Linked DNA regions of Homo sapiens: region 2 is linked to region 1. Evidence: read pairs that join two places in POLR2A ChIA-PET (ENCODE). Cell type or tissue: GM12878. All regions are shown on one strand. Links, peaks and the distances in the headings refer to the core of each region. The heading gives the core; the rest is flanking DNA.

Region 1 (15,276 bases), core at 2,941-10,940:
CAAATATTTAGAAAATATAATTACAAAGAAGACAGCATTTACAATGGTATCAAAGAATATCAAGAGTCTAGGAAAAACTTTACCAAAAGATGTGTGAAGGCGTTCCACAGGGGAAATTATAAAACTACAGATTCCACGCAATTCCAATTAATCGCAATGAAGTTTTTCATGGAATATGACAAAATTCTAAACGTATATGGGAAAGTAAAAAACCAAGAATAGCCAGGATACTTTTGAAGAGAAGAAAGAGAGGACTTACTCTCCTAGATATCATGATTTACTCTAAGGCTATAGAAAAATAATAAAGACAATATAGTATCAGCAAAGGCACAGACAACCAATGGAATAGAAAACAAGTTCAGACAAACGCAAACATATTTTTAACCATAATATTAGGTTAATGGAGAAAGGCTATTCAATAATTAAGGTTGAAAAAGTTATTGATATTAAAAAAGACTTCATACCATATTATAAACAAATAAACTCCAGATGGATTAAGATTTAAATGTCAAAAACACAGCTTTAAACTCAAGAAACCATAAGCTGGCCGGGTGCAGGTAGCTCATGCCTGTAATCCCAGCATTTTGGGAGGTTGAGGTGGGTGGATCATGAGGTCAGGAGATCGGGACCATCCTGGCTAACATAGTGAAACCCCATCTCTACTAAAAATACAAAAAATTAGTCAGGTGTGGTGGTGGGCGCCTGTACTCCCAGCTACTCGGGAGGCTGAGGCAGAAGAATGGCATGAACCCGGGAGATGGAGCTTGCAATAAGCTGGGATCGCCCCATTGCACTCCAGCCTGGGTGACAGAGCGAGACTCTGTCTCAAAAAATAAATAAATAAATAAATAAAAAAGAAACCATAAGCTGGGAGAAGATATTTACCACACAAACAACAAAAATAACAACAAATATGTATTTTAAAAAATTCTACAAACCAGTAAGAAACCCACTGGCCCATTAAGAAAATGGATGTTGGCCGGGTGTGGTGGCTGATGCCTGTAATCCCAGCACTTTGGGAGGCTGAGGTGGGCGGGTCATGAGGTCAGGAGATCAAGACTGTGTTGGCCCACAGAGTAGAGACCACTCACACAATGGGAGAAAATATCTGCAAACTACGCATCTGACAAAGGACTAGTATCCAGAATCTACAAGGACTCAACAAATCAGCAATAAAAAACCCCAAATAATCCCATTAAAAAGTGGGCAAAGGACATGAATAGACATTTCTGAAAAGGATATATAAAAATGGCCAACATATTAAAAAATGCTCAACATCATAATCATCAGGGAAATGCAACTTAAAGCCACAGTGAGATACCACCTTAATCCCAGCTACACAGGAGACTGAGGGAGAACAGCTTGAACCTGGGAAGCAGAGGTTGCGGTGAGCCGAGATTGTGCCACTGCACCCCGGCCTGGGCGACAGAGAGAGACTACGTTTCAAAAAAAGTCAAAAACAACAGATGTTTGCGTGGATGTGGGGAAAAGGGAACACTTATACACCGCTGGTGGGAATGCAAATTAGTACAAACTTCTATGGAAAACAGTATGGAGATACCTTAAAGAGCTAAACATAGATCTATCATTCAATCCAGCAATCCAAAATGACTTATAGAATACTACTCAGCCATAAAAAGGAATGAAATAATGTGTTTTTAGGCAACTTGGATGGAGCTAGAGGCCATTATTCTAAGTGAAGTAAAACCAAAAACCATATATATTCCCACTTGTAAGTAGGAGCTAAGCGATGAGTATGCAAAGCCATACAGAGTGATATAATGGATGTTAGAGATGCAAAAGAGGGAGGGTGGAAGGGGAGCTAGGGATAAAAAACTACACAGTAGGTATAATGTTCACTACTCTGGTGATGGGTGCACTAAAGTCTCAGACTTCACCACTATATAATTCATCCATGTAACAAAAAACCTCTTGTACCCCAAAAGCTATTGAAATAAAAAGTTTTCAAAAAATCAATACTCTGAGATCAAGGTTAGGAGAGGGCTTCAAAAGGTGGCTGATTAGAGGCATCTCTTACTTACCTCCTCCACTATGAACCAAAATAGTGAGTAGATAATTACATACATACAGATCATCCAAGAGAGAACACAAATTCAACAGAGAAGTGACGGAAAACACATTAAGGTGATATAGTTTGGAAATTTGTCCCCACCCAAATCTCATGTTGAAATGTAACCCCCAATGTTGGCAGTGGGGTCTAGTGGGAGGTGTTTGGATCATGGGGGTGGATTCCTCACGAATGGCTTGGGCCATTCCCTTGGTGAAAAGTGAGCTCTCACTCTGAGTTCACAAGATTTGGTTGTTTAAAGTGTGTGGCACCTCTTCCCACAGTGCTCTCTCACTTGCTCCTGCTTTCGCCATGTGACGTGCCTGCTTCCCCTTTGCCTTCTGCCATAAATAAAACCTCCTGGAGGCCTCCCTAGAAGCCAAGCAGATGTCAAACTATGCTTCCTGAACAGCTTGCAGAACGATGAACGAATTAAACCTCTTTTCTTATTAATTACCCAGTCTCAGGTCTCCATCCCTCCCGTCTCCCTCCCTCCCTCCTTCCTTCCATCCTTCCATTTTTCCCATAGACCTCTGGTATTTCTTCATAGCAATGCAAAAATGGCCTAAAACATAAGGAAAGGGAAGGAGGCAAGGCAGCCTGCTCCGCTACAGTTGGCTGGGAGAAGAGAGAAATTCCCCAATGCTCAGAAAGGCTAAGTGAGAGACTCTCAGCTGTCCACATTCCTGTTGCAGACTTCTACAATCCTAGCCATAGAAGGGTCCCTTGACCCCTGTGGGTCCCAAGACTCACAAAGGGAGTTTCCTGAAAGCTGCATGAAGGCATTGCTCCAGAGAGCTCACGCTGTCCCCACAAGCCCCTGAGTTTTGAAAAGTGGCAGCACAGTGCCATGGCCTCCACTCCACTGGATTATGTCTTGCCCGGCAACCTGGGCTGAGGTGGCAGCACGGGTGGCAATCTTGCCCCTTCTAACCATGCAGAGGGGTGGCTGAGCATTCTCATGAACCCTGAGGACAAATTCCACTGCCTGCAGCTGCTGTGGCTAAAGACCGCTGTGGGCCGACGCACAGGTGATGCTGCCTACCTATGGCTGCTCCCAGGGGAAGCAACTTCACTCTCCTTAGTCGCAGCGACACAACATGCTGCTGTCTCCACCTGAACATTCTGCTGGTGGCCTGGGACACTCACCCCACCCTTATAAACCACAGCCGGCATCTTTACGCACCACCGAGGAACCTAAGGGCACACAGCCTGTCCTGGCTCCAGCCCCTACCAGTACCTGAGAGCAATGTCCAGGGGACTAGGTATTGTCCAGCCCAGTCCATTACCAGTGGCACCTGCGCACTCAACCTGGGGCCTGAGATAGGGCCCACTTAACCTGCTGCTACCACCACAGCTGGCACTCATTGCCATGCACCACCTGTGGATATGGAGACTGGCCCAATCAACAAATCACAGTCACTGCCAAAACCAATGCTGATCAGTTAGGACCCAGAGGGTTGTCCCACCACTGCTGTTGCCATTTCCCATGCTACATCCACTGCCCAGGGGCTCAAGAACCCACCCAACAGCCTGGCCCACTGCTGCCATTCCCAGCACCTGATCAAGCTACCTGGAGGCTCAAGAATTGGCCTGCTAACACTGGTGCCAGCAGACACACTCTGGGGCCCAGGGACAGGCATGCTCAATCCACAACTACCACCACTGCGACCTGAAGACTGGCCTACTTGGCATTCCAGGCCCCAGCAAAACTTTACCACAGCCTCCACTAACAACTGCACCCTAAGTCACTGATGAAATCACAGACACCACTGATGCTGTTTACAGCCAAATAAGTCATACCGATCCTATGCTATTGCACCCACCTAGAATCAAAGCCACTGTGCTCTACCCAAGCAATACTAAAGATACATCTTCAGGAAAAAGTTCTTCCCTACAAAAGTAAATTAAAAAAACTGGAAAAAGTGACTATTATACCAGATGCACAGATATCAAGGTAAAGGACATAGAAAACATTAAAAAGCATGGAAATATGACATCTCCAAAGGAACACAATAATTCTCTAGCAACAGATCTCAATCTAAAAGAAATTCATAAGATCCTAGAAAAAGAATTCAAAATTTCGATACTAAAGGAGCTCAGTGAGATACAAAAAGTTTCCAAAAAACAATACAAAGAAATCAGAAAAACAATTCAGGATATGAATGACAAATTTACCAGAGAATAGATATCAGAAAAAAAGAACCACATAGAAATTCTAGAACTGAAGAATTCATAGAATAAAAAACAAAATACATTCAAAAGCTTCAACAATGGACTAGATCAAGCAAAAGAAAGAATGTCAGAACTTAAAGACAGGTCTTTTTTTTCTGATATAGTCAAAAAAAAAAATAAGGGTAAAAGAATTTTTAAAAATGAGCAAAGTCGGCCAGATGCGGTGGCTCATGCCTGTAATCCCAGCACTTTGGGAGGCCGAGGCAGGTGGATCATCTGAGGTCATGAGTTCAAGACCAGCCTGGCCAACATGGTGAAACCCTGTCTCTACTAAAATTACAGAAATTAGCTGGGCGTGGTGATGGGCATCTGTAATCTCAGCTACTCACGAGCTTGAGGCAGGAGAATCGCTTGAACCCAGGAGGTAGAGGTTGCAGTGAGCCGAGATCACGTCATTGCACTCCAGCCTGGGCGACAGAGCAAGACTCTGTCTCAAAAAAAAAAAAAAAAAAAAGAAGCGAAGTCTTTGTGACATATGCAACTCCATAAAGTGACCAAATATTTATTTATTTATTTATTTTGAGACTGAGTCTCGCTCTGCCCCCCAGGCTGGAGTGCAGTGGCATGATCTCGGCTCACTGCAAGCTCTGCCTCCCGGGTTCACGCCATTCTCCTGCCTCAGCCTCCTGAGTAGCTGGGACTACAGGCGCCCACCACCACACCCAGCTAATTTTTTTTTATTTTTTAGTAGAGACGGGGTTTCACTGTGTTAGCCAGGGTGGTGTCGATCTCCTGACCTCATGATCTGCCCGCCTCGGCCTCCCAAAGTGCTGGGATTACAGGCGTGAGCCACTGCGCCCGGCCTCCAAATATTTATTTGAATTACTGGGGTATCTCAAAGCAAAGAGAGAACAGAAGGATTAGAAAACCTATTTAGTGGCCGGGTGCAGTGGCTCACGCCTGTAATCCCAGCACTTTGGGAGGCCGAGGCGGGCGGATCACGAGGTCAGGAGATCAAGACCATCCTGGCTAACAGGGTGAAACCCCGTCTCTACTAAAATACAAAAAAAAAAAATTAGCTGGGGGCGGTGGTGGGCGCCTGTAGTCCCAGCTACTCGGGAGGCTGAGGCAGGAGAATGGCGTGAACCCGGGAGGCGGAGCTTGCAGTGAGCCGAGATAGGCCACTGCAGTCCGGCCTGGGCGAAAGAGCGAGACTCTGTCTCAAAAAAAAAAAAAAAGAAAAAGAAAAAAAAAAAGAAAACCTATTTAGTGGCCAGGCACAGTGGCTCATGCTTGCAATCCCAGAACTTTGGGAAGCTGAGGCAGGTGGATCACCTGAGGTCCTGAGCTCAAGACCAGCCTGGCCAACATGGTGAAACCCCGTCTCTACTAAAAATACAAAAAATTAGCTGGGCATGGTGGCAGATGGCTGTAATCCCAGCTACTTGGGAGGCTGAGGCAGGATCACTTGAACCCGGGAGGTGGAGGGTGCAGTGAGCCAAGATTGCGCCACTGCACTCCAGCCTGGGCCACAAGAGTGAAACTATGCCTCGAAAACAAAACAAAACCAAAAAATACCAGAAAACCTATTTAGTGAAATAGTGAAATAATACATGAAAACTCACCAAGTCTAGCAAGAGAGGTAGATATCCAGATATAGGAGGCCCAGGTATCCCCAAACAAATACAATGCAAAAAGGTATTCTCCATGGCATATTTATAGTCCACTGCCATAAATCAAAGACAAAGAGAATTCTAAAAACAGCAAAGAGGAAAAAAAAAAATTCAGCAAAGAGAAAAGCATCTAGTCACCTATAAAGGAACCCCCATCAGACTTACAGCAGGTTTCTCAGTAGGAAGCTTACAGACCCAGAGAAAAGAGAAGAGAAAAGAGAATAATATATTCATTGGAGATAAGAGAATGATATATTCAAAATGCTGAAGGAAAAACTCCCAGCCAAAGTGTATTAGTCTGATCTTGCACTGCTGTAAAGAACTATCTGAGCCTGGGTAATTTATAAAGAAAAGAGATTAAATTGGCTCATGGTTCTTCAAGCTGCATAGGAAGCATGGCTGGGGAGGCCTCAGGAAACTTACAATCATGGCAGAAGGCAAAGAGGAAGGAGAAGGAGGCACATCTTACAGGGTCGGAGCAGGAGGAAGAGAGTGAAGGCGAAAATGCTACACACTTTTAAACAACCACATCTCATGAGAAGTCACTCACTATCATGAGAAAAGCAAGGAGGAAGTTCATGTTCATCCCCATGATCCAGTCACTTCCCACTAGGCCTCACCTCCAACACTGAAGATTACAATTTGACATGAAATTTGGGCAGGGACACAAATCCAAACCATATCACAAAGATACTATAATCAGCAAAATTATCCTTCATAAATGAAGGAGAAATAAAGTCTTCTCCAGACGAGCAAAAGCTGAGGGAATTCATTACTACTAGACCAGACCTACAAGAAATGTTCAAGAAGTCCTAAACCTGAAAGTGAAAGGATGACATTTATGATCATAAAAACACACACAAATAGAAAACTCAGTGGTAAAGCAACACACAAATAAGGAAGAGAAAGGACTCAAATGGTACTACCATAAAAAGACAGCAAACCACTATAACAAACAATAAGAGAAAGGAACAAAGAATATATAAAGCAACCAGAAAACCGTTAATATGACAGAAAAAAGGCTCACATATAATTAATAACTGCATGTAAATGGAGTTAAGCTCTCCTCTTAAAAGATACAGGCTGGCTAAAAGGATAAAAAACATAATCCGACTACGTGCTGCCCACAAAAAATGCACTTTCCCTGTAAAGAGACATACAGACTGAAAGTTAAAGCATGGAAAAAGATATTCCATGCAAATAGAAACCAAATGAGCAGAGAGAACAAAAGGATTAGAAAATCTATTTAGTGGCCAGGCACGGTGGCTCATGCTTGTAATCCCAGCACTTTGGAAAGCTGAGATGGGTGGATCACCTGAGGTCAGGAGCTCAAGACCAGCCTGGCCAACATGGTGAAACCCTGTCTCTACCAAAAATGCAAAAAATTAGCTGGGCATGGTAGCAGATGGCTATAATCCCAGCTACTTGGGAGGCTGAGGCAGGATCACTTGAACCCAGGAGGCGGAGACTGCAGTGAGCCAAGATTGCGCCACTGCACTCCAGCCTGGCAGCGGCGTGATCTCCGCTCACTACAACCTCTGCATTCCAGGTTCAAGCGATTCTTCTGCCTCAGGCTCCTGAGTAGCTATACTTAGATAAAACAGACTTTAAGTCAAAAATAGTAAAAAAAAAAAAAAAAAAAAAAAAAAAAAAAAAGACAAAGAAGGTCATTATCTAATGGCAAAGGAATCAAACCAGCAAAAAGATGTAACAATTCTAAACATATATGAACCTGACACTGGAGCACCCAGATTCCTAAAGCAAGTTATTACTAGATCTAGAGAGAGAGAGACTCCAGTGCAATCGTACTGGGCAAACTCACCCCACTCTCAGCATTAGACAGATCATCTAGACAGAAAATTAACAAAGAAACATTGCATTTAAACCAGACTTTAGACCAAATGGACCTAACAGATGTTTGTAGAACATTTTATCCAACAGCTGCAGAATACATATTTTTCTCAACAGCACATGAAACATTCATTCTTCAGAAAAGACCATATGTTAGGCCACAAAATCATTTTCAACAAATTTTTAAAAATCAAAATCATATCAAGTATGTTCTCGAACTACAATGGAATATTAGAAATCAGTATCAAGGGGAACTTTGGAAGTGACAGAAATACATGAAAATTAAATAACATGGTCTCAAATGACCATGGGTCAATAAGGAAATTAAAATGAAAATCAAAAAATTTCTTGGAACAAATGAAAATGGAAACTACAACATACCAAAACCTATGTGATACAACAAAAGCAGTGCTTTTGTATCACAAAACCTATGTGATTTTTTGTATCACAAAACCTGTGTGATACAACAAAAGCAGGACATGAATACTAAGTTTATGGCAATAAACGCCTACATCCAAAAAGTAAAAAGATTTCAAACAATCTAATGATTTACCTCAATGAACCAGAAAGAACAAGCCAAAGCCAAACCCAAAATTAGCAGAAGGAAACGACTAATAAAGATCAAAGCAGAACTAAATGAAATAGAGACTTTTAAAAAAGGCAGAGGATCAACAAAATGAAAAGCTTGTTCTTCAAAAAGATAAACAAAATTGATAAACTACTAGTTAGGCTAACAACAACAAAAAAGAAGACCTAAATAAAATCAGAAATGAAAAAGGAGACATTACAACCATTCTCATAGAAATAAATAGACCATCAGAGAATATTATGAACAGCTATGCACCCACAAACTGGAAAACCTAGAGGAAATGGATAAATTTCTGGAAACATACAACCTATCAAAGAAAAATCCAGGAAAAAATAGAAAACCTGAACAAATTAATAATGAGTAGCAAGAACGAATCAGTAATAAAAAGTCTCCCCACAAAGAAAAGCCCAGAACCAGATGGATGCACACTGAATTCTACCAAATGTATAAAGACCTAATACCAATCCTCCTGAAACTACTCCAAAATACTGAAGAGGTGGCAATTTTCCCTAACTCATTCTAGAAAGCTGGTGCTACCCTGATACCAAAACCAGACAAGGACACAGCAAAAAAAAAAAAAAAAAAAAGAAAGCAACAACCAATATCCCTGATGAACACCAATGCAAAAATCCTCAGCAAAATACTGGCAAACCAAATCTAACAGCACATTGAAAAGATAATACACCATGATCAAATGAATTTATTCGAGGGATGCAAGGATGGTTCAATATATGCAAATCAATGTGACATATCACATCAACAGAATAAAGGGCAAAAGTCGTATGTCATCTCACTAGACGCAGAAAAAGGAATTCATAAAATTCAACATCCCTTCAGGATAAAAACTCTTAGCAAACTAGGCACAGAAGGATTATACCTCAAAATAATAAAGGCCACATATGACAAACTCACATTAACATCACACAAAAATGGGGAAAAGCTGAAAATCTTTCCTCTAAGAACTGAAGACAAAGATGCCCACTTTCACCACTACTATTCAACATGGGACTGACAGTCCTAGCCAGAACAATTAGGCAAGAGAAAGAAATAAACGACATCCAAACTGGAAACATGGAAGTTAAACTGTCCCTCTCTACAGATGACAAAAGACTATCAAAAAATTCTTAGAGCTGATAAATTCAGTAAGGTTGCTGGATACAAATTCAACATACAAAAACCAGTAGCATTTCTATATACCAACAATAAAATAGCTAAAAAAGGAAATCAAGAAGGCAACACCTTTTACAGTAGCTCAAACAAAAGCCAAAGAAGTGTAAGATCTCTATAATGAAAACTACAAAAACACAGATGAAAGAAACTGAAGAGAACACAAATAAGCAGGAAGACATTTCATGCTCACAAAATATTGTTGAAATGATCATACTATCCAAACTAATGTACAGTTCAATGAAATCCCTATTAAAATACCAACACCATTTTTCAAAGAAACAGAAAAAAGAATCCTAATGTTTTCATGAAACCAAAAAAAAAGCCAGAAAAGCTAAAGAAATTCTGAGTTAAAAAATAAAGCGGCGGCATCATTCTACTTGACTTCAAAACATATTACGAGGCTATAGAAACCAAAGCAACAAAGTATTGGTATATAAACAAGCATACAGACCAATGGAACAAAATAGAGAACCCAAAAATAAATCCTCATATTTATACACAACCGATCTTCGACAATGCCATTAAGAACACACACTGGGCAAACGACACCCTCTTAACAAACGGTGCCAGGAAATCCAGGTAACTATATGCAGAAGAATGAAAGTGAGTCCCTATCTCTCACCATTTAGTTGATACAAATATCAACAAAAATAGATTAAAGACTTATATTATATAAGACCCAAAAGTGTAAAACTAAAAGAAGAAAACACAGGGCAAATGCATCAAGACATTGGTCTAGGCAAAGATTTTATGGCTAAGATCTCAAAAGCCCAGGCAACAAAAACAGACAAATAGGACTACATTAAACTGAAAGGCATCTTAAATTTTTTTTTTTTTTTTTTTATGTAAGGGCTCCCTCTGTCACCCAGGCTGGAGTGCAGTAAGTGTGATTATGGCTCACAGCAGCCTCAACCTCCTGGGATCAAGTGATCTTCCTATCTCAGCATCCCAAGAAGATGGGACTACAGGCATGTTCCACCATGTCTGGCTAATTTATATTTTTTTGTAGAAACGGATCTTGCTATGTTTCTCAGGCTGGTCTCAAACTGCTCGGCTCAAGTGATCCTCCTGCCATGGCTTCCCTTAATGCTGAGATTATAGGCTAAAAAGCTTCTGCATAGCAAAAGAAACAATCAACAGCATGAAGAAGACAACCTCTTAAATGGGACAAAATATTTGCAATCTACTCATCCAATATGGGACTAATACCCAGAGTATACAAGGAACTCAAACAACACAACATTAAAAAATAACCCCATTAAAAAATAGGCAAGGGACATGAATAGACATTTCTTAAAAGACAAAGAAATGGCCAAGAAGTATATGATAAAATACTCAATATCACTAATCATCAGGGATATGCAAATCAAAACCACAATAAGGAATGGCTATTAAGAAGAAAAAAAGTAACAGATATTGATGACAATGTGGAGAAAGAACTCTTCTACACTGTTGGTGGAAGTGTAGGTAAGCATAGTCACTATACAAAACAGTTGGGGATTTCTCAGGCCAGGAGCGGTGGCTCACGCCTGTAATCCCAACACTTTGGGAGGCCGAGGCTGGCTCCCAAAGTGGTCAGGGGATCGAGACCATCCTGGCTAATATGGTGAAACCCCATCTCTACTAAAAAATACAAAAAATTAGCCAGGCTTGGTGGCCGGCGCCTGTAGTCCCAGCTACTCAGGACGCTGAGGCAGAAGAATGGTGTGAACCTGGAAGGCAGAGCTTGCAGTGAGCCAAGATCATGCCACTGCACTACAGCCTGGGCGACAGAGCAAGACTCCGTCTCAAAAAAAAGAAAACAGTTGGGGATTTCTCAAAAAACTAAAAATAGAGCTACCATACAATCCAAAAACCCCAATATTGGTAGTCATTGAAAACAAATCAATATAACAAAGGGATATATACACTCCTGTGTTTATTGCAGCACTACTCACAATAGCAAATACATGAAATCAACTTAAGTGCCCATCAAAGGATGAATGGATAAATGTGGTATATATACACAATGGAATACTATATGCCCATAAAAAAGAATAAGATCACGCCATTTCCAGGAATATGGATGGAGCTGGAGGTCATTATGTTAAGTAAAATCTAAGACAGGGAAAGATAAATATTTTTCAAAATAGCCAGAAGACTTGAAATGTACACAACACATATATATGATAAATACCTGGCTGTGGATAGTAAATACTCTGATTTAATGATTATATATTCTGTGCATTTAACAAAATTTCACATGTACCCCATGAATACGTATAAATATAATGGATCAGGAAAAAAAAAGAAGGAAAAGAAAAAAAACCTTAAAGGTAAAGTTGGCTAACTTGGAGAATTTTTTTTTTTTCTTGAGACGGAGTCTCACTCTGTTGCTCAGGCTGTAGTGCAGTGGCACTATCTCAGCTCACTGCAACCTCTGCCTCCTCGGTTCAAGCGATTCTTCTGCCTCAGCTACCAAGTAGCTTGGGCTATAGGCGCGTGCCACCATGCCTGGTTAATTTTTGTATTTTGAGTAGAGATGGGGTTTCACCAAGTTGGCCAGGCTGGTCTCCAATTCCTGACCTCAGGTGATCTGTCCGCCTCAGCCTCCCAAAGTGCTGGGATTACAGATGTGAGCCACCGAGCCTGGCTGAAATTTTCTAATCTTGTCTTTAGGAGTAGTTTTGACAGTGGGAGAATACATTGATGAGTGATAAGGAGGAAACAGCAGGTAGATATTTAAATGTTCTTATTCTGAAATGCAATTCTGTAAAAAGTATTATAAGAGTTAATGGATAAAAAACTTTCTAGAGTGTTTTCTAACACTCTATAGAGGTTGCAGTGAGCGGAGATCACGCCACTGCACTCCAGCCTGGGCGATAGGGAGAAATCCTATCTCAAGAAAAAAAAAAATCCCCCAGAAATAATAAATGGTAGTAATAACAATGATAACTAACAATTATTGGGTACTTATGTGACCAACCCAGTTCTATGTGCAGTAGATATATTACCTTATCAATCCTACATTTCTACATCAATCCTGTTTGTACCTCAATCCTACAAACAGAAAGTATTATTATCGCTGTTCTACAGATGACAAAACTGAATCATAGAGAAAGAATTTAAGAAACTTAGTCAAGGTCACACAGCTGATCAGTAGATGAACAAGGATTTGAAAGCCTGACTCAGGCAGTCTGGGTGTTATCGACCTTCTTCCTTAATTAACATATAGTTGTACTGTGGCTATCATGGATTAAGAAAACATATAATGACTAAATATACAAAGAAGACTACTGTGAACTCAGTAATACTTAAATGAAACAGTACATTATAAAATGAAATGACATTTGTGCACATCATTCTAGCTTCATACACTGTAACTAAATAAAGAACAAAATGATACTGTGTGACATGCATATGGATTTAAAGACCCCTTGTAATAACTCTCTGGGAGTCCCTCAGTAGTTCACTGCTCACAAGTGGGGAGCCACTGATGAGAAAATAAGATAATATATAACCAGGCTGGGCGCAGTGGCTCACGCCCGTAAACCCAGCACTTCGGGAGGACGAGGCAGGTGGATCACGAGGTCAGGAGATCGAGACCATCCTGGCTAACGTGGTGAAACCCTGTTTCTACTAAAAATACAAAAAATTAGCCAGGCATGGTGGCGGGTGCCTGTAGTCCCAGCTACTTGGGAGGCTGAGGCAGGAGAATGGCGTCAACCCAGGAGGCGGAGCTTGCGGTGAGCCGAGATTGTGCCACTGCACTCCAGCCTGGGCGACAAGGCGAGACTCTGTCTCAAAATAAATAAATAAATAAAAATAAATAAATATATAACCAACGGATATTATGCAAAAGCAGTGAAAACAGTATTTCAGAGCTCTGAGATGTAAAAGAAACTTTACAGAAGCTTGGCCTAAGGCGGGCAATGAAAGTGAGGGAATGAAAAAGCATTTGTTAGCATTAAGGGAGTGGAAATAAGAATAAGCAACTCAGATTTTTTGTGTTTTTTTTTTTTTTTTTAAAAACGGAGTCTTGCTGTGTTGCCCAGGCTGGAGTACAGTGGCTCAATCTCAACTCATTGCAACTTCTGCCTCCTGGGTTCAAGCAATCCTCGTGCCTCAGCCTCCTGAGTAGTTGGGATTTCAGGTGTGGGCAATCACGCCCAGCTAAATGTTGTATTTTTAGTACAGACAGGGTTTCACCATGCTGGCCAGGCTGATCTCAAACTCCTGACCTCAAGTGATCCTCCCACCTTGGCCTCCCAAAGTGCTGGGATTACAGGTGTGAGCCACTGCATTTGGCCTGCAACTCAGGTTTTTAAACGGGGAATAAAAACAATATTTTGTTATCTGGCAGTATTATATAAGACTAAAAAGAGAAAGAGAACCCAGTGAGGTTTTTATTGAAATAGGTTAAGTATTTGATGTGTTTAACATAAAGCCATAGAAATAGAGAGAAAAAAGATAAACTGGAACAATATCTTAAAGCTATAATAGGTCTCTGGTGACTGACACATATAGAGAATAAAGGAAACAGAGAAGTTAAAGTGTCTCTAAAGTCAAAAGGTATAAAAAACTGTGGTGCCACTGGTCTAACCAAGGGAAGCAATTTGGTTGAGTTTGATGAGATAAGTGAAATGTGTGAGAGGGAAACACAACTGTGAGATCTGGGTCAGTAGACATGTCCAGGGATATGGATCTATCTATAGATTATATACTGTACACCTAAAATCACTTAAGTCCTGAGCATGGCCAGGTTTTCAGGGGGCTGGGGAAGAGCAGAGAATGAAGTAACAACCATAATTAGAAAATATGGGCTGGGCGTGGTGGCTCACGCCTGTAATCCCAGCACTTTGGGAGGCTGAGGCGGGCGGATCGTGAGGTCAAGAGAGCAAGACCATCTTGGCCAACATGGTGAAATCCCGTCTCTACTTAAAATACAAAAATTAACTGGGTGTGGTGGCGGGCGCCTGTAGTCCCAGCTATTTGGAAGGCTGAGGCAGGAGAACTGCTTGAACTCGGGAGGCAGAGGTTACAGTGAGCCAAGATCACACCACTGCACTTCAGCCTGGTGACAGAGTGAGACTCCATCTCAAAAAAAAAAAAAAAAAAAAAGAAAGAAAAAAGAAAATACGTGGGAAGAGAGTAGAATAATAATTTCAGAACAGAAAGAGACCCAGAGGTCATTAACCCCCTCTTTTTACAGTGAATCAGATAGGTAAAAACAACCAAGGCAGAGAGGAAGTAGAACAGAAACAGAAAGCCAGATAGCCTCTAGCAGACTGACAATCCTCAGGGAAATTTTATTTCTCTTTAGACATTTCCCAACGTAATAATTACCTTAATAATATCACCAGTTCCTTCAGTAACAGGTTTTGATCTGAGTTCTTCAATTTCTTTCTCCAATTCTAAACAATTAAAAAATAAAGGACTCCGGTTCAGAAATAAAGAACATAATTACTGGGAAACTGATAAGTACATTCTCACAAAACCCCCCATAAATCTGCAAATTAGAATATATTTAAGCAGAATAGTATGATTAATCTCTGCACTCATCACTATACTTCAGCATTACATGGCCAATTTTGTTTCCTCCCAACCTGTACTCACTTCCTCCTTCACTGCTTTTCTTATCCATCTGATAATTTTCAAGCATACCCCAGACATCATATTATTTCACCTGTAAGTACATCTTACTGTATAACCTTAAAGCAACAATCACATATTAAGAATAAACGTTATCGAGAACAGCCTGGCCAACATGG
Region 2 (15,276 bases), core at 2,464-10,463, 160 kb after region 1:
GTCCACATACCTGACTCACCCAACTCCCCCTTCAGTGGACACCTGTCCATGAGCAGCTCTCCTATAAGAAGCAGGCCTAGGGGACTCTGTGCAGGGGGATGGACTTCTAAGTCAGCTGGACAACTGACCCAAGGCAGCTAGTGGCCTGCATGACCTGGCCCCACCTGTAGTGTATTTACCTGATGGATTACTACATAGACATAAAAGAATGATGAACTACAGACACACAACCACATGGAGGAATCTCAAAACATTATGTTGAGCAAAAGACACGAGACACAGGAAAGTAAATACTGTGAAATTCCATTTACGTGAAGTCCAGCAACAGGCAAAATCAATCTAGAGTAATAGAAATTGGAAAAACGGTTGTCCCTGGAGGTAGACATTGACTGAAAAGGGCACAAGAGGGAACTTTCTGGGGTAATGAAAATGTTTCATATCTTGATTGGGGTGCGGGTGGTGTGGGTATATACATTTATTAAAATGGGTTGAACTGTATACTTAAGATCTGTGCATTTTTGGTATTTTGATTATATCTCAATAAAAAACTATTTTGGAAAAATATGAATGAGATAATATTTTTCACCAAACAACAACTTAAACTAATTTTAAACAGGGGAAATTCTCTTTTCCCCACCAATACCTCTTCCAGAAAATTATGCAACAGAAATAAAAGCATCTGGAAATAATTTATGCACAAAGATATTTACTGTAACATTATGCATAAAAACAAACATTGAAAACAATAATAACTATAGTGTCTATCATTAAGGGAATAGTTGGATGAATTATGATGCATCCTTCGCTTGGTATAACATGGGACCAAAGAAATCAATGAGGTGTATGAGTCTATATGCCTTGCCCTAGAGGGGTTTCTCATATCCTGGTAAGTAAAGGTATAAAATATGACCCCATTCTGCATTTTAGGGAGCAAGCTTTCATTATGGTTACATATCTTTGTGTCTGTGTGAGTCTGAAGAAGGAGGGTGTATAGAAAGATGGTTATGTATGAGCCTGAAGAAGGGCACCTTGACAAATCATTACCACTGGTTATCCAAAGAGAAAAGGGGTAGAATATTTTGGTTTGTTTCATTGGTATGGAATACTGTTGTAGATTGGAAAATGCAACAACATAAATTCAAGCACATGCAAAATCAAAGAGGAAGAAGAAAAGATGTTTCAAAGCAGTGTGTATACCATGATTTCACTGTTGTGAATAAAAAATCTGTATGTTATAAATGAGAGAGAAAGGGACTTCCATACTGTTGGTAGTTACTTCTTGGGGGTGGAGTTTTTGTGGAGAGACTTTTAAAAAATATAATTTTATACTGATTTTATTTATTTATTTATTTATTGAGACAGTCTCACTTTGTCACCAGGCTGGAGTACAGTGGCATGATCTTGGCTCACTGCAACCTCTGCCTCCTGGGTTCAAGTGATTCTCCTGCATGAGCCTCCCGAATAGCTGGGACTACAGGCGTGCACCACCACGCCCAGCTAATTTTTTTATTTTTAGTAGAGACAGGGTTTCACCATGTTGGCCAGGTTGGTCTTGATCTCTTGACCTCGTGATCTGCCTGCCTAGGCCTCCCAAAGTGCTGGGATTACAGGCGTGAGCCATCATGCCCAGCCTATTTAGTTTATTTTTTAAGAAAAGCTGGTGTCTTTCTCTGTCACCCAGGCTGGAGTACAGTGGCAAGGTCCTAGCTCACTGCATTCTCAAAATCCTGGGCTCAAGTGCTCCTCCCACCTTAGCCTCCTGAGAAGCTGGGAATACAGGGATGCATCACCACACCCAGCTAATTAATTTTTTTTTGTAGAGATGGGGTCTTGCTGTGTTGCCCAGTCTAGTTTCGAACTCCTAGCCTCAAGCAATCCTCATGCCTCAGCTTTCCAAAACGTGGGATTATGGGCATAAGTCAATCTGCCCAGCCCAATTTAATATTTAACAATGACATGTTTTGCTTTTTAAATTAGAAAGTGATAAAGTTTTTTCTTAAAAAATATTAGATGGGCCAGTTAGAATTCCTCCTTTGGGAATTGGAACTAAGAAATACTGAGGATGAGGCAGTTCTCAACAGTAGTTGTAGTTGAAACTCATGAAGTAGAGCAGGTTTGGGTAAGGGTCAAGACCAAGTTATGAGCAGAAACTGAGTCATCAGAAGTTATAAAGTGGGAGAAAGTTGTAATGGGTGGAGAGACCGGAAGCTGGTTAGCAGAGGAAGCCATGCCTAATAGATATGTGAAAAGCAGCTGAGTCCTGTAAGTGGTGGAGCTTTGGAGCAAAGACACATCCCTCCTGCTGCTGAGTCCTGGACCCTGAGATCCAGCGGCCCCTGGGAGGTCTGGACCAGTGGTGGCTCCTCTTCCTAGTTTTCTATGTGATTGCATTTCCTTTATTGTCCATGGTGAATCTTCACAGTAAGCCCCTTTCTTTGGGGCTAGCTTGAGGGACTCTCTGTTCCTTGCAACCAAATACTGGAACAATACCCTAGAAAGCTCTCTTCTACAACAGGATCAAATCCCTGGTTTTATTAGAAACACATATTAGGAATAGTTGAAATGCATTGGCTTGGAATTAATAAAACTCAATATTGTCTGCTAAGAGGCAGACAGGATGTTACGAGACAATCTGAATGTATGATAAAGAGGCCCCACACACCTTTTCTCATGAAGGAGGAAATTGACTGGTCCAAGATAGATTTGGAAACTGTAGAACGATTTGTCATGGGATTTTCTTTCATTTTCTCAAATGACGTCTCCTGGACAATTTTATCTAGCACTGTTTCATCCACCTTCTTTCCCATGAACTGCATCACCTTCCGAATTTCATGCTTTGGGTCCTGCGGCAAGGGTAACATTGGACTGGAATGAATGAGAGTATCATAAAGAAATACTACAATTCTCTGGGATGTCCTTTGAAACAACTTTGAATTTCTCTGCACCTGAAGAACCACTTTAAAATGGTTCTTCTGCAGAGCCTTCACTCACCCTCTTTATGTCCTCATAGAAGAGGAAGAGAATCTGGTGTCTGTCTTTCATCTCCCACCATCCTTTCACGTGGTCAAACCAGGAACCCCAAACCACTGAAATAGACACAGGAAACAGAATAGTCTACATAGGCATCACACAAAACCTTCTGAGTATTAGGGATTTTCCTGAAGTGAGTTAGAGAGAGAAAACCCAAATTCTGTATTAGATATGTCCTAAGGGTTCTGATCTGTTTGATTTTGAGGGTGGTGTAGATGGGGACAGCCTTAGGGTTACTTGCCCCAACATCGTCCCTAAAGTGGCTTCCTATTATGTGCAATCACATAGGGACAAGGACACCTTTTGGAAGAGGATGGCTGTAATTAAAGACTCTGAATCAGGTGGAAGATGTTTGCTGAGGGCTGTGGGCATACACTCAGTGGCCAGCTTGCTCTGCCCAGTCCCAGTCTGTGGTAGGACACACCTGATGAAGTACAGGCATTCTAGGGGATAAAATGCTGCCTGTGGTTCCCTAGACCCAGCCTAGCTGGAGTGAGAATGCAAGGGTGTGAAGGATGTTCCCGTACCTTTTCCATTGATGAAGGTTTCAAAATACTCTTCCCAGGTACCAGGGTCAGGAAGCATGTGGTTCATCCTTTGGAAATGGTAGTAGGAAACCATACAGTCTTTGGCATTTCGAGCTACATAAAGGAACTTTGGGGTAAGAAAAGAGGTGGGTAAAAGATGGTATAAAAAGTGGACTTTCACAGAGTTCCCTTAGGCAGAGCCATCCTGAGGGTTGCTGTGCACTCTGGCTCAGTTCTGCAGTGCTGGCCCTGCGACTTGGCCTTGTGACCTCCCTCTTCTTTCTGTCTCTGCTTTGTCACCAAGTCTGCTCTCTACTTCAAACTCAGTCCTTTTAATTAGCTAATCAATTAGGGATTGGTGAGGATTAGATTGCCTGATTGCCCCTTTGGTATCAGGAGCAAAATCTTTTTCTGTAAACTATGACCTGCCACTTGAATAGGAGACTTCCACAGTATCAACGTAAACTGATGACCCCTCGCGCACCCTCCCAAAGATGCACAGAAGCTTCATGTTTAAGAGTTTGAGCCACACAGCAAGAAAATAGCTCCTATTTTTCTCCTGGCCTCCTCGGCTTGAATGATTTCCATCTCTAATCATTTCAGCTCTGCCCCTACAAACATTCCTTCAAGTTCCACTTTGCCCACAATTTCACATCCCTGCACTCTCCCAACCTTTCATTTTACCAAATCTGACCTTTTATCCAGTACTCAGTTCACATTTTAATGGCATCAATGCCAAATGGGCCTCTTGACTATGCATCTCAGATCTATGACCAGCTATTTCAATGCTGTGCTTTTTTATTCTTTCACTTTTAAGTGGTTCTCAATTGGGGATGATGGGATGATTGTATCCACTAGGGGACATTTGGCAATGTCTGGAGACATTTTTGGTTGCACAGCTTGGAGTAGTGGTGCTACTGGCATCCATGCAGGGGCCAAGTATGCTGTTCAACATTCTACAATACATAGAAGAGTCCCCTTGCTCCCACCCACAAGAAAGAAAAATCTGCCCCAAATGTCAGGAGTGCTGTATTAATTATGTCTTTTATATTCTGTATCTGATGCTTTGACATCCTGGGGCTTTGCTGACTCTGGAGGAACTGCCTACAACACCCCAGAGCCTATACCCCCAACACTTCCACTGTTGGGCTTTTACACACTGGGCCATTATTCACCTGCCCTGACACCCCAGGGTCAGATACCAGACCACTAGGCCAAGCCCCTGTGGCTGAAAGCCTGCTCCAGTGGTTCAAACTGGCCAATCCCAAGCCTGCCTACCTTGCCTCAACTATTCCTTCCCAAAGAAACCACATCAAGGCTCTTGCCCATGTCTTCTACTCACTGTCTCTTCCTCCTGACCTATCCCATTGCTTCCCTGTGAGGCTCTGTGTGACATGCCATGCCTCCTGTTCTAGGTATCTGCGAGGACACACTTCTTCCTTATGACAGTCACCACTGTACCTGCATGTCTTGCCATGCCTGATTATATCAAGTCCCAGGCCCTTTAGAGCAAGTGCTAAGGTTGAGAAACCCTGCTCCTGAAAGCGTTGACTCTGTTACTGTCTACTAAGTCCTACTCCCCATCTTCTCTTCTCCAACTTACCAAGCTGCCAAGCACCAGTAAAGAAGGTTTTAAGAAATGCTGATTTAAAAAATTCCCCTAGTTTCTAAATTTTTTATGCTCAGTTTTCTTCCTCTTCATTGCTGCTTGATAATCCTTTTATTAATCCCTCCCGTGCTCCATCTCTTGGCTCTTAGCTCCAGACACAGGTCTCTCCTCTCTCCTCAAACCTTTACCCTCAAACCTTCCTGTCTGAGTTCACTAATTCTCTATGCAGCTGTTCTGCACTTTATCCTATGCTTGAGTTTTTAATTTCCATGATTTTATATTTTTTTGTTATAGAAATTCCATTTATTTACTTAATATTTCTGTGTCTAAAAGTAGCATCTTATTTCTTTATTTTATTTTTGATACACTTTTTCATTTATTCACACAACTTGAACCTTCTCTTATTTCTAGAGTTGATAATTACATTGTCTGAAGTTCTTGAGGTCTGACTCTTCCATGGGTTCTTTCTGAAGACTGCATCTCATGGTGGCTTGTTCTTTTGTGTATTTTGTAATGTGGGATGGTGAGCTCAAGTGGGGATCCTATGGGGGTCTGAGTTGCAGCTGTGTCCCTCCAGAGCGGACCTGGGAACACTGGCTGTGGGGACCACCTTGTGGAATGTCTCTGCTTGTAGTTTCTTGGACAATGCAAGGAGTGCAATTTTCAATCTCAAACCCCGAGGGAGTAAACCTGTGGCTATACATTCTCAAGGGAGCTGAGCGCCTAGGTCAAGGCAGAGTGGTTCCCTAAGGTCTTTCTCTGCCTCCTCCACCCATCCATTGAGGATGTAGCCCTTCAGTGGTCCCAGCTTTGGCTCCTCATTCTTCTGGTTCCTTGTGCCATGGGCTTTGACCCTGTCCCTGTGCAGCCATTAAAACTTAAATTGCTGGATTATCCAGGTCATCAGATTTCCCCTGGAGAGTCCCAGTCTCAATTTGCCTCTCTGAGTTTCAGTTTCCTCTGCAGTTTCTAAACTTAGGGACTTTATTTTGATCTCAGTTATGCATTAAAAGGAAACTTGTGATTTTTTTATGCAGTAATCCTGGATGTTCTACATATAAGGGCTTCAGGGGTTCAGAACACCTAGTTTGCCATAATTCTGGAAATGGAAGTTTTTGTCCCCTTATCCAACATTATTACTAAAAGGAGTGAAGTCATTTGAGTCCTCCAACTTCACTCCAGTCCCCTAGCAACATATCTTTCTTAGCCCTTCTTTCCCCTTCATTCCTGCCTTTAAGGAAGCAGTGCCCCACTTTCTCACCAAGGCTGGCGGCTCAGTTTGTACCCTTGACTCCACCTGCTCTACAGCCACTTCCGTATTTACTCAGCAAGGACGTGTCTAATGCCCTCTATGTGCCAGGAACTTATTAGGCACTGGGGTGCATACGAATAAAGTCACAGAATAAATAAAACGAAGAACTCAGAGTCTACCAGAGGCAGAGGTGGGGTGTCCTCAAGAGCGTTGCTCTGCCTGATTCATCTGTTTACCCTTTGGGGAGAACTTTTTTTTTGAGATGGAGTCTCGCTCTGTGGCCCAGGCTGGAGTGCAGTGGCGTGATCTCGGCTCACTGCAAGCTCCGCCTCCCGGGTTCACGCCATTCTCCTGCCTCACCCTCCCGAGTAGCTGGGACTACAGGCGCCCGCCACCGCGCCCGGCTAAGTTTTTTTTTATTTTTAGTAGAGACGGGGTTTCACCGTGCTCTCGATCTCCTGACTTTGTGATCCACCCGCCTCGGCCTCCCAAAGTGCTGGGATTACAGGCGTGAGCCACCGCGCCTGGCCTCCTTTGGGGAGAGCTTTAGCTTTTTTCCTCTCATTCTTCCCTCCCTGGTCTGTTAGAAAACCTCCCCATGGCCTGCAGCCTGGGACCACCATCTTCTCCCCTTCATTTCACAGCTACGCTTACTGCACTCACTGCCTCCCCATGTCTCTAGTTCCCTCCAAACATTCAATCTGGATCCTGCCTTCATGTCCTATTTGAAACTGTTCAGGTGAATGTCCTGCTGAATGTAGAACTTTATGTTTTCTCTTTGCTGGTAAGCATCAGAGACAGTGGAGAGGCAAAGGTGATCACGAATGCTCTGCGTTGGGGTCTGCAGGACTCGCTTTGGTTGGCTTACTTTCCCTTCTGTCACAGGGAGCTGTTGGTATCTTACCTTGCAGTTGTTTTCCCAGAAAGACGGTGGCAGCAGCTGAGTGGAAAGGTGAGTCTTTAGTATCCGTGGAGAGGGCATTGCTTTGGCTTTTTCCACACCTTTAAAATAGCTCAAGAGGAAACATCTGCGTAGTACAAGCACTACATGGGGACCTCATGATCCAGGCTCTGTCCAGGACATCCCATCACCCACCTGTCTTTCTGCTAGTCTCTTGACTTTCTTTTGGGATTTTACAATGGGATTATTAATATAATTTTCATTTTTGTAAAATCACACAGCTTGAGTCCTGGATGGGGCCTTAGAGTTAATTTACTCTGTCACTTTAAGGATGAGGTGACAGAAGGTGAGAATGGTCAAGTGAAGTCCTGCTGAGGCAGAGTCAGCCAGGACCAGAGAAGAGAGGACTCCCTCACCTTCCTGCCAGCCAGAGATGACCCCCATGTGCCTGCAGCAGGCTGTCTCATGTACCCGGCCTGTTTGCAATCACTTGTTTCATCTCTAAAAACATGTATACTTGCTGGCCTGTGAGTCATGATTTCTACTGTCTCATTTTTTTTTTGAGACGGAGTCTTGGTCCATCACCAGGCTGGAGTGCAGTGGTGCGATCTCGGCTCACTGCAACCTCCGCTTCCCAGGTTCAAGCAGTTCTCCTGCCTCAGCCTCCCGAGTAGCTGGGATTACAGGCGCTTGGCCACCACGCCCATCTAATTTTTCTATTTTTAGTAGAGACGGGGTTTCACCATGTTGGTCAGGCTGGTCTCGATCTGGTGACCTCGTGATCCACCTGCCTTGGCCTCCCAAAGTGCTGGGATTACAGACATGAGCCACGGTGCCCGGCCTCTACTCTCTCATTTAAAAGCCTTAACGAGCACTTTGTGCAATCATCGTGTTAAGCTGAGGTTAGGGGAAAAGGCAACAAAGACAAGAAAAACACAGGCCTTCTCCCTAAGGAGCTTCCACTCTAGTGTGGGAATCAGAGGCTCATGCGAATCATGTCAGAGGAGCTGGGTCAAGTTAGTGCAGAAAATCTCCTTCCTCTTTAAGACTGAGTAATGTTCCATTGTATATCCACATCTTGTTTATCAATTCAGCCATTGGTGGACACTTGGGTTGTTGCCACCTTTTGGCTATTGTGAATAATGTTATTTTGAATGTAGATGTACAGGTATCTGTTTCAGACCCTGTTTTTATTTCTTTGGGATATATACCCAGAAGTGGAATTGCTGGATCATGTAGTCATGGTAATTTTTGTTAAATAAAAAAGTGTTTTGGTACTAAAAAGAAAAGTTGGAAAACCACCTTTAACCATTTTTGAAGTCCATATTCCTTAGAAGAACTGCAAAGCTCTCCTGCCTCTAGTCTCTTTTCTCAGCTCCACCTCTACGCCAGCTCACACTCTGACCTTCCACATGCCCTGGTCCTGCTGCCCCACGCCCCTGTGGCTCCCTCCGGCTCTCATTTCTACACATCTGGACAGTCCCACTCACTCTTCAAGGGTCTCTCCAAGTACTTTCACTGCTGGAGACATGGTGGCCTGAACATTATGAAGATCTTTCCTGTTAATCACACACCTGCAGATTCTGATTAAAACACCAAACGTATCATTTAAGTGCATAATCAGGCTCATAAGAAAATAAGGGGACCCTCCAGGGACGAAAGTGAAGAGGGAGGGAGCTGCAAGATGGAGAAGTGGGCAAAGGCTTTGATGACAGCTGCCCTGAGTGGGTTCACCCTCTGGACACCCAGTGCTCAGTTCAGTGACCTCTGCTCAGGGAAGAGGCTGGTAGCCCTGGACTTTAGTGAGGCACAGATTAGGAACAGAGACCCATGCATTAGCCGGAGAAACTCAAATGTCTGCTACCTCAGTGAAAGGTGAGAGAGAAAAAGATCACCTACTGCCAAAGAGAGGTAAGGTAATTTCCTTGCCTCGCCTCTGGGTGCAGAAAAAGAGGCTTTCTTGAGAGCTCATAACCACAATCCTGTTTTCATACTACATGCATGGATATGAAATTATACTACCAGCTTGGACCAGAAGTTAACTTAAACTATTCTAGATTGGAAATGTTCCAATGTAGGTGTGAGATCAAGACAGGGAGAAAAGAGCTTTTTATACAAAATTACAAAACAAGTGAGGGAAAAGCCCTATGAACAAGAGCTAGAAAAAAAACAGGTGGAAGAACTAAACCCCTAGTGACCTCAGTTATTGGGTACCTAATAGAGAATATAAATAACTATGTTTAAAATATGCAAAGAAGACCAGGGGCAGTGGCTCACGTCTGTAATCTTGGCACTTTGGGAGGTTGAGGCAGGTGGATTGCTTGAGCTCAGGAGTTTGAGACCAGCCTGGGCAACATGGTGAAATCCTGTCTCTAAAAAAAAAAAATACCAAAATTAGCTGGGCATGGTGATACGCACCTGTAGTCCCAGCTACTTACTCGGGAGGCTGAGATGGGAGGATCGCTTGAGCTCGAGAGATTGAGGCTGCAGTGAGCTGTGTTTGCACTACTGCACTCTAGCCTGGGTGACAGAGTGAGACCCTGTCTCAAAAAAAAGTGCAAAGGAATAAAAGAGAAAGTTGAAAACATGAGCAAGGAAACAAGAGACTACTAAAAAGACTGGGAAGATTTATAGTGTTTGGACATGAAAACCTACAATGAGTAGGGTTAAATAGCAGAGCTTATATAGCTGAAAAGAAAAATAGTGGCAGAGCTAAAGAAGCACAATGTAGAGAAACGGAGATGAAAGCTATAAGAAACCTTAGCAGACATAGAGGACAGAAGGGAAGGTTATGGATGGAGTTGGACTGTCAATCCCAAGCTGGGGAGCAAATTCAGGGAATCTGCCAGAAAGTGAGATCTGCAGGCTGGTTGATTTCCTTCCTGGTACTCGCGGCTCTCCTCTTTCCTATTACACCTGATTTAATGCCCTGTGGGCAGTAACCACTTAATGCCTAAAAGAGACCCAGTCTTCTAATTGGGAAATCTGTACTCAGTCATTATGGTCCTTAGATGGCTCACAGTCATCCTTCCTGCCCATGACAAATAAGAAGGCCCACTCCTACTCCTGATCCAGCCCTGTTGGTGGGCTCAGTCCAGCTCTAACTCCAAATTTTTCTGCCAAAAAACCCCTACAGGAGAGAGATACTGTGGAGTCGGGGCTTGACATAAAGCAGTTGACCAGTGTTTTCTTTTATGAACATAGGTACATTGTACATTCTGCCCCCCCACACCCTCGCCCCACCTCTCTCTCATCAATGATTCAGAAAAGCCCCATGGGGTTGCCTCACCCGCCAGGAATACCACGATGGTTGCTCAGACTCAGGGTGGAGAAGCACAGCGTGGAGAGTGTGCATGACACAGCCCAGGCTGCAGGGCCCATTCCCAAGCCCACTAGCTTGGAAGAAGGGGGCAAACGGGGTCATTTTTGGCCTTCGTCAGTTGCACTAAGATTTTAGCCTTGGGATTTGAGCCAAATTGCATGTGGCTGTGAGGGATAAATCAATTCAGCCAATACTGTAGAAACAGCCCCATGGGAGTACAAAGTTAAACAGAACTTGTTTCTTGCCATCAAAGAGTTTGCAGTCTGGCAGGAGACAGAGGCAGAAAATTAGTAATGACAACAGTTTATCATTTCAGGTGTCACCTCCAGGAACGGTTCATTGGCCATGTTCCCCTCACCCTGCCAGTAGCCCTCCATGCTTGTTGTTATATCATCTGCATTGGTTTCTTCCATGGGACAATAACTTATTGAGGGCAAGTAGGTGTGAAGTCTTATGAGCAGCATAGGCCCTTGAGCATAGATGTTTGCTGAAACTAAGTGGATCATTCCTAGATTTCACCTATATACAGTTCACACACACACATGCATATGCATACACATGCACACAGGTCTTTTCAAAGTCTTTCCAAACCAATTCTCTGTGGGTCACAGATGTAATCCCTTTTGTCACAGAACGGCTACAAGGCTGGGAGTTGATGGGAGAGCAGAAGGGGGCCTGGAAGGGAGACTGACCATGCAGGGCACAAGCTCATCCATTGTCCAGTAGTGTCTGACCACTCCAGAATGCTCCAAGGGTGGTTGAGACCTTTGGCCGACAGCCATGAGTCTATGTCAGCAACTGGTCTCCTCCCAGTGATGCTCCTCACCTCAACTGGCAGGGATTATCTACTCTGAAAGAAAACCACTGGCTGGGCACGGTGGCTTACGCCTATAATCTCAGTGCTTTGGGAGGCCGAGGCGGGTATATCATGAGGTCAGGAGTTCGAGACCAGCCTGGCCAACATGGTAAAACCCTGACTGTACTAAAAATACCAAAAATTTGCTGGGCGTGCTGGCAGGTGCCTGTAATTCCAGCTACTTGGGAGGCTGAGGCAGGAGAATTGCTTGAACCCGGGAGGCAGAGGTTGCAGTGAGCCAAGACCATGCCATTGCACTCCTGCCTGGGCAACAGAGCCAGACTTTGTCTCAAAAAAAAAACCAAACAAACGACCACTGCACAGCTGAGTCTCCAGCCAGCATTCAGCTGTCTGTGGCTGGGCAGATCATAAAGCCTGAGACTGTTTGTTATTCTCACACAGGGCACCTTGGTTCCTAAAGAGGCCAGGGTGCCTCTGTATGACATGCCAAGCTGGCCGTTTGATTACCATCCTTTCTCTGGATTCTACAGCTCTATCCTGGTTTTTATGCCGATTTAGTGATTGAACACTCTGCTCTCTACTGCTAAGAATACTTCATTAGAAATCTTGCTTAGGCCTCTCCTCTTTCTTTAATCTCTCAAATTGCCAGAGGTAAGACACTGGGCAGCGGCAGGGGCAGGAGGTAGAACAAAGATCAAAAGCCGTTCTTGGGCTGGGTGTGGTGGCTCATGTTTGTGATCCCAGTGGCTTGGAAGGCCGAGGCAGGAGGATTGCTTGAAGCCAGGTATTTGAGACCAATCTGGGAAACATAGTGAAACCCGATCTCTACAAGCAAAAAATTTGCCAGGTGTGGCGGTGTTCACCTGTAGTCCCAGCTACTCAGGAGTCTGAGGTGGGAAGATTGCCTAAGCCCAGGAGTTCCAGGTTGCAGTGACCTATGATGGCACCACTGCAGTCCAGCCTGGGTGACAGAGCTAGCCTCCATCTTTAAATAAACAAAAAATGCTGGTCTTAGATAATCAGGGAACACATGGGGTCATGGGGCCTGGAGAAGTGGTTAGTAAAGATAGCTAACACGTAGATAGTATCCTCTGAGTGTCAGGCACTGCTTCAAGCTTTTTACCTATACTGAATTTGTTAATGCTCACAACAACTCTTTGAGATAGGCCTTGATTCTATCTACACTTTGCAGCTAAGGAAACTGTAACACAGAGAGGTTATGTAAACATTGTGAGGTGAGTGACGGAGTCAGGATTTAAACGTTGTGAGGTGAGTGATGGAGTCAGGATTTAAACCCTGGTAGTCCTTAACTATTATACCATCCTGCTGCTCAAGGAGCAGAAGACCAGACACACACAAAACAGCAGGTCCTCATGGCACATGGAGTGAGATCATGGTTAAGCAGGCAGAGGCTGGCCTGTCTATGGGGTCAGAGCCCCACAGGTATTTCAGAGCAGGGCGGGAACAGGCACTGGGTTACAAAGCGAGTAGTTACCTACCTAGTGACCATTTTCTCTTCTTCGAAAGCCAGAGGAGCCAGAGGGGCTGGATGGTAGGATCATAGGGGAAAGCAAAATCCTTTAAGGCTATTCTGACTTGGAGACACCTCCTTCCACAGGTTACAAGTGTCTTGTATGCATCAGATCAGGGAATTTCTATCTTAGGACATTTTTAGGGATTTATCAGACCTCTGTCTACAGTTGCTCCAAGTCTAGACTTCATGCTAGAGCTGCATTAACTACATTTTCATAGCTTCAGCTACTGTGCTCCCAGCTTTCTATCACATGGATCTCTGCAATGCTATAACTTAGGGAAGTAGGCCTTCCTCCTATCCTTGTTTTGCAAAATAGTTCCAGCAGCTCCAGTTACCTGAAATATAGCATTCTGGTTATATTTTTTAGCTTTCTTTATTTTTTGATGTGAAGAGAAACACTTCTAGGTTGAGCATTACCTGAAAAGTCTTCTCTGTTGAACAGAAATAATTGGTTCCAAATGCAATGGGGTGTGTGTGTGTGTGTGTGTATGTGTGTGTGAATTATCGATTCTTGGATACCCTCCTGGCTGCACTGGGTTTTATCAGGTTGGGGTACAGATAGAAGAAGGAATAAATGGCTTACAGTTTTTCACATCTTCAATGTGATCTACAGTTGCACATGATCAGAGGGAGGGCTTAAGAAGAAAATAAGGCAGAATCTGACCCTAGCACACATCCTTTTCATTTGGTGATTCACTTTTGGTAAAAAATCTTAAATAATATGTAGACAGAGGATGAGAGGAAGATAAAAGGAAGAAACATATGACAGTGAAAATGAGAGAGAAAGAGAAGAGGAAGGAGAGATGGGGGAGAGAGAGAGGAGAGAAGAGGAGAAAAGTGAGAAAAGACAGGGGAAAACAGAAGAGAGAGGGAAAGAAAGCAGGAAGAGAGAAAGAGGGAGGTGCTCTCACCAGAAGGTTGGGGTGGCCGAGCCCACTCAATGAAAGGATGGCGGTGTTGGATGATGGCTCGCTGGCACTTCTCCACGTCCCCATTCTGTTCAATCATATCCACAATTTCCTGAATCCACGTTGTCCCTGAGGCTCAGAAAGGAAGGATGAGAAGCAGAAATCTGTTAGACAATCTTCCCTGAAGAGTCCCGAGTAAACGAAGAGGATGTAGAGCCTTGGTGTTTGCATCACCCTCCCCTTGGGTCAGAATCCTGTTTGCCATGAGTGATAGAAGTCCATGAGGGATGGACTTTGGATCTCTGTAGGGAGTGGAGCAGCACAGGCAAGGGTCTCTCCACCCAAGACCAGTGCATGGTAGAGCATAGCAGCTTTCCTGGAAAACTCGGATATCAGGCATCCTGTGTGAGCCCTGAGCTCCAAAACCCATTGTGGAACAATAAGAAGGAGCAGGTTTCCTAAGAAGGGGAATTCTAACTTAAGTGATGAGCCTGTGCTGGCTCAGCAGGTCTTTGCTGTCCCTCCTACCCTGCAATCACCTGCTTTAGGGTAGGTGCAGATGAGGAGATCATCTGGTTTGGCCTCGAAGCTCTGGATCTGGCTCCAGTTGTCCACAGTTGCAGGCTGCAGGAGGGTCCCCTCCACCTCTTTCAGTTTTATCTGTTTCCCCAGGTCTGAGGTCAGGGCCATAGTGTCTCAGGGTTGGGGTCCCTATGGGAAAAGAATAGAGGAGATTTTTAAAGAAGTTGTGGTAAAATATACATAACATAAAATTGATCATTTTAACCATCGTTAGGTGTACAGTTCAGAGGCATTAAGTACATTCACATTGTTGTGCAACCATTATAACCATCTTTTCTAGAATTTTTTTCATCATCCCAGACAGAAACTCTGTATCTATTAAACAATAATTCCCATTCCCCCTCCCTCAGCTCCTGGCAACCACCATTTTATTCTCTGTCTCTATGGACTCTATGTACCTTATTTAGGTGGAATCACATAACATCTGTCCTTTTGTGAATGTCTTATTAATTAAGCTTAATCTTATGCTTAATTGAAAGCTTGATCCAAAGCTTAATCTCTTCAAGGCTCATCCGTGTTGTAGCATGTGATGGGATTTCCTTCCCTAGTTCACTGTAGATATACACCTTTCCTTTTTTTTTTTTTTTTTTTTTTTTGAGACAGAGTCTCACTCTGTTTATCCAGGCTGGAGTGCAATGGCATGATCTCTGCTCACTGCAACCTCTGCCTCCAGGGTTCAAGCGATTCTCATGCCTCAGCCTCCTGAGTGGCTGGGATTACAGGTGCCCGCCACCATGCCTGACTAATTTTTGTGACTTTAGTAGGGACCGAGTTTCGCCATGTTGGCCAGGCTG

What was found. Peaks named below come from ENCODE experiments on the same cell type or tissue, not always from the same donor. Only the 100,000 strongest peaks of a DNase experiment are listed, where the experiment ranks them.
Region 2: POLR2A ChIA-PET joins it to region 1 with 7 read pairs; 2 of 35 experiments call an interaction of 5 or more read pairs at or near these places.

Annotation. Positions count from the first base shown.
Region 1 is chr2:108,452,042-108,467,317 of GRCh38, reverse strand. It overlaps GCC2 (GRIP and coiled-coil domain containing 2), which reads right to left. Exons shown (of 23, transcript NM_181453.4): 4 at 14,852-14,919. Among named protein-coding and RNA genes, the nearest start is that of GCC2, 10 kb to the right of the region's middle. RefSeq lists an enhancer at 6,275-6,344. In GM12878, for the core only: no CTCF peak of the experiment used is centred there; DNase peaks (open chromatin) are centred at 6,457 and 6,747; H3K4me3 peaks cover 425 bases; H3K27ac peaks cover 2,226 bases.
Region 2 is chr2:108,292,982-108,308,257 of GRCh38, reverse strand. It overlaps SULT1C2 (sulfotransferase family 1C member 2), which reads right to left. Exons shown (of 8, transcript NM_001056.4): 2 at 14,440-14,611; 3 at 13,904-14,029; 4 at 7,323-7,420; 5 at 3,558-3,684; 6 at 2,992-3,086; 7 at 2,663-2,843. The coding sequence starts at 14,590. Among named protein-coding and RNA genes, the nearest start is that of SULT1C2, 12 kb to the right of the region's middle. In GM12878, for the core only: no CTCF peak of the experiment used is centred there; a DNase peak (open chromatin) is centred at 3,077.